Regions from separate parts of the Homo sapiens genome. Here region 2 is linked to region 1. A link is a contact called in ENCODE POLR2A ChIA-PET data. All regions are on one chromosome and are shown on one strand. Each heading gives the region's core, a stretch centred on a gene start or an enhancer-like site at or near the end of the contact. The rest is flanking DNA. Distances are from core to core; before and after follow the strand shown.

Region 1 (2,857 bases), core at 192-2,691:
GCGTTAAATAAAGCAGTGAAGACAAAGAAGGTGTGCTAAAGTGTGCTAACTTATAACCACTCATATTTCTTTAGTCTCAAAAAGGTACACATCAACAATTTAGTATCATCTCCGCCAGCAGGGTCATCTCAGAGCCACAAAATTGATGTTTGGTTAAACTGATCCACACAGGCCTGTCCTTGAGGAACGACCTAACAGAGGACCCCTTTGAGAGAAGGATGGCCAATGGCATGAAGCTGCTCTTTCAGTTATAAAAACTGTGGGCCGGTCACAGTGGCTCACATCTGTAATCCCAGCACTTTGGGAGGCCGAGGTGGGAGGATCACCTGAGGTCGTCAGGGGTTTGAGACCAGCCTGGCCCACATGGCGAAACCCTGTCTCTACTAAAAATACAAAAATTAACCGGGCGTAGTGGCACGTGCTTGTAATCCCAGCTACTTGGGAGGCTGAGGCAGGAGAATCGCTAGATCTCGGCTGCAGTGAGCCGAGATCGCGCCACTGCACTTCAACCTGGGCTACAGAGCGAGACTCCATCTCAAAAATAAATAAATAAATAAATATAAAAACTGTGTTACAATTCTTGTTTCAGAGCCTCTGATGTGCCCCTGGGAAGGAGGATGCAAAGTCTGACCACTCCACAGACACCATGAGTTCTACTGGAAGTCTGCAAAAATCTATTTAAATAGGGAAATAATTCTCCTTTCAGTAGCCAAGTTCTTGCCTTCAGATCATATACTACTGTCCACCATCTTTGAGGTTCAACCTGATGTATCAAAAGATCTCTACAGAATTCATCAAGCCACCTCCTCCACATTTGTATTTTAGTTAAGTGAACTAGAAATGGGGAGAACCACAGGCTTCAGTGTCCAGTGCCTGGTGAGATCAGTCACATGTGAAAACTCACCTGCAGAACATAAACACTCAAGCCATGAAAGGGGGACTGTGCCACAGACGTTTCACTGACCGAATCCACTAACTCAGCACAAGAGCTTGAATGAAGCTTTGGAAAGCTAAAACGTGCCAGAATGCTCTCACTTTCAGAAAGGTGGTGAAAATCCTGAGGAATTCAGAGCTGCCTGTTCAGCCCCTCAATACAGTCATTTAGTCAACCCCATGCTGGGGCCTGTCAGGGCACATTTACTGACTTTTCAAATGCTTCTTGGGGGTAGGGATGGATGTGTTTAAAATATTGTGGTAAAATGTAAGAAATCACAACTCTGTAAGGATTAGTGAGAGTGATTCCTTTTTCTCTTTCCTTCACACTAAAAAAGGAAATAGCATATGTGGATGAGGAAAAGATAGTAACAGAAAGGCCCAAGTTGGGCATGAGACGTGGGGCAGTGTGTTGGCTCTGGTATCATCTGGCTGTAAGCACCTTCTCCCAGGCTGGAGCCCATGGGCCCTGCTGCTAAACTAGGTTAGTCATGCGGGATTGCTGAATGCCATTCGGTGCTTCCATGGCAACTCACGGCCCACAGGGCTGGCTGTGCACAGCTGACTACCCATTTATCACCCTTGACTGGTCACTTCACATAGGCCTTCCTCTGATACATGTCACCAACTCTCTAGAATTCGAGTTTAAATTTTTAACTCTCTCTTGGATGACAGAGTGTGATTTCTCCTATATATTTATCTTCATAAGGATGGAGACATCTGGCAGGAAGGAAAGGGAAAATCCTAAAATCAACAGTGTACATTAACTCTGGAAAGGATTAAGTCTTATTACTGTTTAGAAGCACTATGCCATTCTGATTTGAATGTACAAAGGATAGAGCAACAAATAAACACAAAAGTTCGGCAATCCCAGCTTAGAGGATGGTGAGATAGAGATCTGTCACAAACAGGGAGGCAAAAAGACAGGATGCTAGGGTTCTTCCACACCATGTAAGTGACTTTTTCATTTTAAAAGCCACATCTCAACTTTCTAAGTCCATCTTTTGGCCTTTTGTTTCCACATTCCCCTATTCCTACCATCTAACATGCGGGAAACATTTTTCACACATTGGCTTTATGAAAAAGCATCAACATACCTCCAAGCACAATACTAGTTTGACTTCCAAATACAATTTAAACATGAGAAATCAAAGTGACTCCATGTCTGAAGGCAGGATAAAATGTTGCTTCAAAGAAGGGAGATTTTTTTCGTCTCTCCATCCATGTGAAAGAATTTGTAAGAGACTTTCTCATAATAAAAATCACTCAGCTAAATCGTCCCAGGGTTTTCACTCTCAATAACTAACATGAATAACATTCTTAAAATTTATAAAGAAAGTAATCAGAGACTTAATCCTAAAACAAAGTCTTACAATCTGATTTCATATTAAAAATATCAGCCAACTACAATGACAAAACAGCACGATGTCAGTTGTTTTCCTGGAAGAGCCCCCAGGGGATTATCTCAATGCATTAGCACTCTCTGCTACTCACTTCTGTTTGCCACAGAAGGCTCAGTCTTATTATAATTTATTATAGTATTTATTTTTAAAGTTTTATGTGACCCCATTTTGCAAAATTAAATCAACCTTGAAAACACTGCCCACATAACTTCTTGCCATTCTCTAGGAGGGTGATACATGACAGTGAAATTTACATTCTTGGTACCCATCATAAACACTCTCCAGGACTCAGAGCCAGTAAGATATTTTGCATATCTTAAATGCATCCTGCAAGTTTTAAATTGAGAACGACTCTACACTTGGGCAAACGTGACTAAAAAGTCACATCAATTCTAAGGAGAGACATGTTAATTTACCTTTCAAAATGAACTTGCCAGGTACTTCTGTATGCCTATTAATATGTAGCAAAGGTCTGAAAGGATACATTTCACAAAAACCTACCAAGCAGGGCCGAGAGCAGT
Region 2 (2,883 bases), core at 4-2,503, 83 kb before region 1:
AAAAACAAAATTCCCTTCTCCTGGCATCCTACAAATCAGTGTGCCTGCATCTGCACATCCATCCAGCCCTTCACAGGCTCCTTTGGAAAAGACACTTTTATTCATTTATGCAGTGTCTTGTTTCAAAACGGCTTCCTTCAGAGTGGCTTACAAAGATACCTGTTTTTAATCTTGCGGCATGTGCACAAGTGAGAATGTTAAGAAGGGAAAATACAGGAGGAAGAAATAAATTAAGGCCAAGTGAAGGCTCGTACCCTCGGGAGGCTATCAGTTCTCACTGTCCTGCATGCTACCATCTGGCAGCTGCAGCCACAGCCACATCTAGGGAGCACCTGAACTTGAATGGTGTTAGTCTGAAATGACTTAGTAGAAAAAAGAGAATGTAATATTTTTATATTGATTTTTTTACTGATGTATAACAGACTTACATATTTTGGGAGTTGATTAAAGTAATCTTTTAGGTATACTGGATTAGATATAATTATTAAAATGTTAGGCTGGGCGCGGTGGCTCATGCCTGTAATCCCAGCACTTTGGGAGGCCAAGGTGGATGGATGACTTGAGGTCAGGAGTTCAAGACCAGTCTGGCCAACATTGTGAAACTCCATCTCTACTAAAAACATAAAAATTAGTCGAGTGTGGTGGTGCGTGCCTGTAGTCCCAGCTACTCAGGAAGCTGAGGCCAAGAATCACTAGAACCCAGGAGGTGGAGGGTGCAGTGAGCTGAGATTGCGCCACTGCACTCCAGCCTGGGCATCAGAATGAGACTGTCTCAAAAAGAATTTTTTTTTTTTTTTTTTTTTTTTTACTAATTTTCCATTTCCTCCCCTTTTATAGTTTTTAATGTGGTATTAGAAAAGTTTAAATTACATATGTGGCTTATATTCTATTTCTACTTGACAGCACAGTTCTTCACAGTTTGCTATAGACAATCTGAAAATTGGGTTCTGAACTACTAATCAGATTAGCCAATGCAAAGAAGGAATTATAAATATACTGCTTAGATAAGATAAAAACATATCAGCTACTCAGAAATGTAATAATTCATTAGAGAAGTTGGAAAAATGTACCTTGAAGGACTGAAAAGGGAGACAATATGAAATAAGCAACCGAGTTCTAAACCCACAAATGAAATGCAATAGGAAATTCTACACAGCTGTTTCTCCTGCAAGCATGGACCCATAGCAGATCCTGGAGCACAATTTAGAGTGGCCACATGCCAACAAGAAGCTTGCTGGGGCATTGCGACAGGGCTCTGCGCAGCATACAAACCTCCGTTCAACAACTCAGAGTGCTAACACTTGAGAGACAGTGAATAATGGTGGAGAGAAAAACAATCAATTGGAAATGATGGGGTTAAAATAGAACCTGACTTCTGGTACTGGTAACTCTCTTGTCAATCAAGCACCTAATTATGCCCAGGTTACCCTGTTACCAAACGGCCCAGTGAACTGTAGTGAGTTTTAGATGAAAGGCAGTATAGCCGGCCCAAGAAACATTACAAGACAGAAACTTTGTCTTTGAAAAGTCAAAATTTGCTAAAATATCCAGATCGATACTAAATTGAACATTAGGTACTAAAGTATACTTTTTTAAATGAAAGGTATTTCCAGGCAGTTAATGACACATTAAGGCCCCCAAGGCAAAACTAAGCATTAACAAGGCTACTTCTTAAAGAAAACACCAAAGTCTAGCAGTGAAATGAGAGCTGATTTTTGTTCATATAGTTTCATTTTGCTTAGGACATGCTGGTTGTGACTATAAGCCAATCTGGCAGACCTTATAGACCACACATGAAGATACAAGTCAGGGCAAATCAATCCTCACAGACTGGTTATAGCTCTGGCTGTGCCAATCGGTGACTCAAGTAGACAGCCAACAAGAGAGAATGCAGTGAGCACTAACTTCAGCGCCAGCATCTAACAACTGCATTGGCACTTACTGGAATAATATGCTTTATATTGATATTTAGCAACCTAGAAGCAGATAATATTCTATAAGCTGGTAGAAAGGAAGCCATCAAACTAAATAAAGCAAAAGTCCCCTTCTGCTGATTTTGCTTAACTGTTGAGATCAAGCCAGCGGGCATGAAGTTAGTGGTTTTTTGTACACTATGCACTTAGAACTTTGTCATCTTCTGTCTGGAACAGCCACAGAGGCTTCCCCAGAGTAGGCACTCGGTATTTGTCAGTTGGCACAGAAATTCAGCTTAACAGCTCAGGGACACAGCTGAGGGCACTGGATGCAGGACTGCATTACAACTTTAAGTGGATGGATGTAGGAAAGGGTCATTAACATGGGAGCCATGCAATATTGGGTGAGCAGAAATGCAGACCAAAATTCCAAGAACAAGACCTGCCGTAAAACAGGAGGCATGCTGTTCTTTAGATTTTTCTGGGTCAAGAAGCCATTCAGATGAGGTGATACTCTCTCTTCAGGAGGAAAAAGGAGTCCCTTTGCCCTGTGGTTTATCCCCAGGTCATCCCCACTTCAGGGAATCTGGCTTAAGGTCTGGGTTTCAGAAATTCTTTTTCTACTAGGTTAGTTGTCTCAAGGATGGTGCCTCACCTTCCACAAAGGGAGGCTGCCGGCTGACGAATTGGTCCTCACAGACTTGTTTGCTTTTCTTAACCTGTTGGGTCAGGCAGCCCTGATCATCTCTGCCAGATGCTGCTCCACCCACAGTGGAGCACAGGGCAAGAGTGAAGGCCATAAAAGGAAGACATGGGCTTGCAAGGGGCCAAGTCAGTTTCCGTCAGGGAAAGCCTCTCGGCAGGCTGCGCTGCCGTGCAGCCAGCTCACCAAGCAGACACTTGTAGGAAGCAGGGAAAAGGTGGCTTTTTCCAGAACTGACACTTATTTGGTGCCATAGAGATTCTAGCA

What was found. ChIA-PET counts read pairs that join two places held with the same protein, here RNA polymerase II (POLR2A).
Region 2: POLR2A ChIA-PET joins it to region 1 with 10 read pairs in WTC11. The contact joins two enhancer-like sites. POLR2A ChIA-PET finds 5 or more read pairs at or near these places in 4 of 52 experiments (AG04450, WTC11, activated CD4-positive, alpha-beta T cell and 1 more).

The regions. Positions count from the first base shown.
Region 1 is chr4:87,037,600-87,040,456 of GRCh38, reverse strand. All of the region lies in intron 2 of AFF1 (ALF transcription elongation factor 1), which reads right to left. Among named protein-coding and RNA genes, the nearest start is that of AFF1, 100 kb to the right of the region's middle. RefSeq lists enhancers at 603-1,354, 2,508-2,857 and a silencer at 1,373-1,522. Within about 2 kb of position 1,441, at least 27 of the 41 ENCODE cell types and tissues checked have a DNase peak (open chromatin) inside an H3K27ac peak, as active enhancers do.
Region 2 is chr4:87,120,806-87,123,688 of GRCh38, reverse strand. All of the region lies in intron 12 of AFF1 (ALF transcription elongation factor 1), which reads right to left. Among named protein-coding and RNA genes, the nearest start is that of KLHL8, 98 kb to the left of the region's middle. Within about 2 kb of position 1,253, at least 9 of the 41 ENCODE cell types and tissues checked have a DNase peak (open chromatin) inside an H3K27ac peak, as active enhancers do.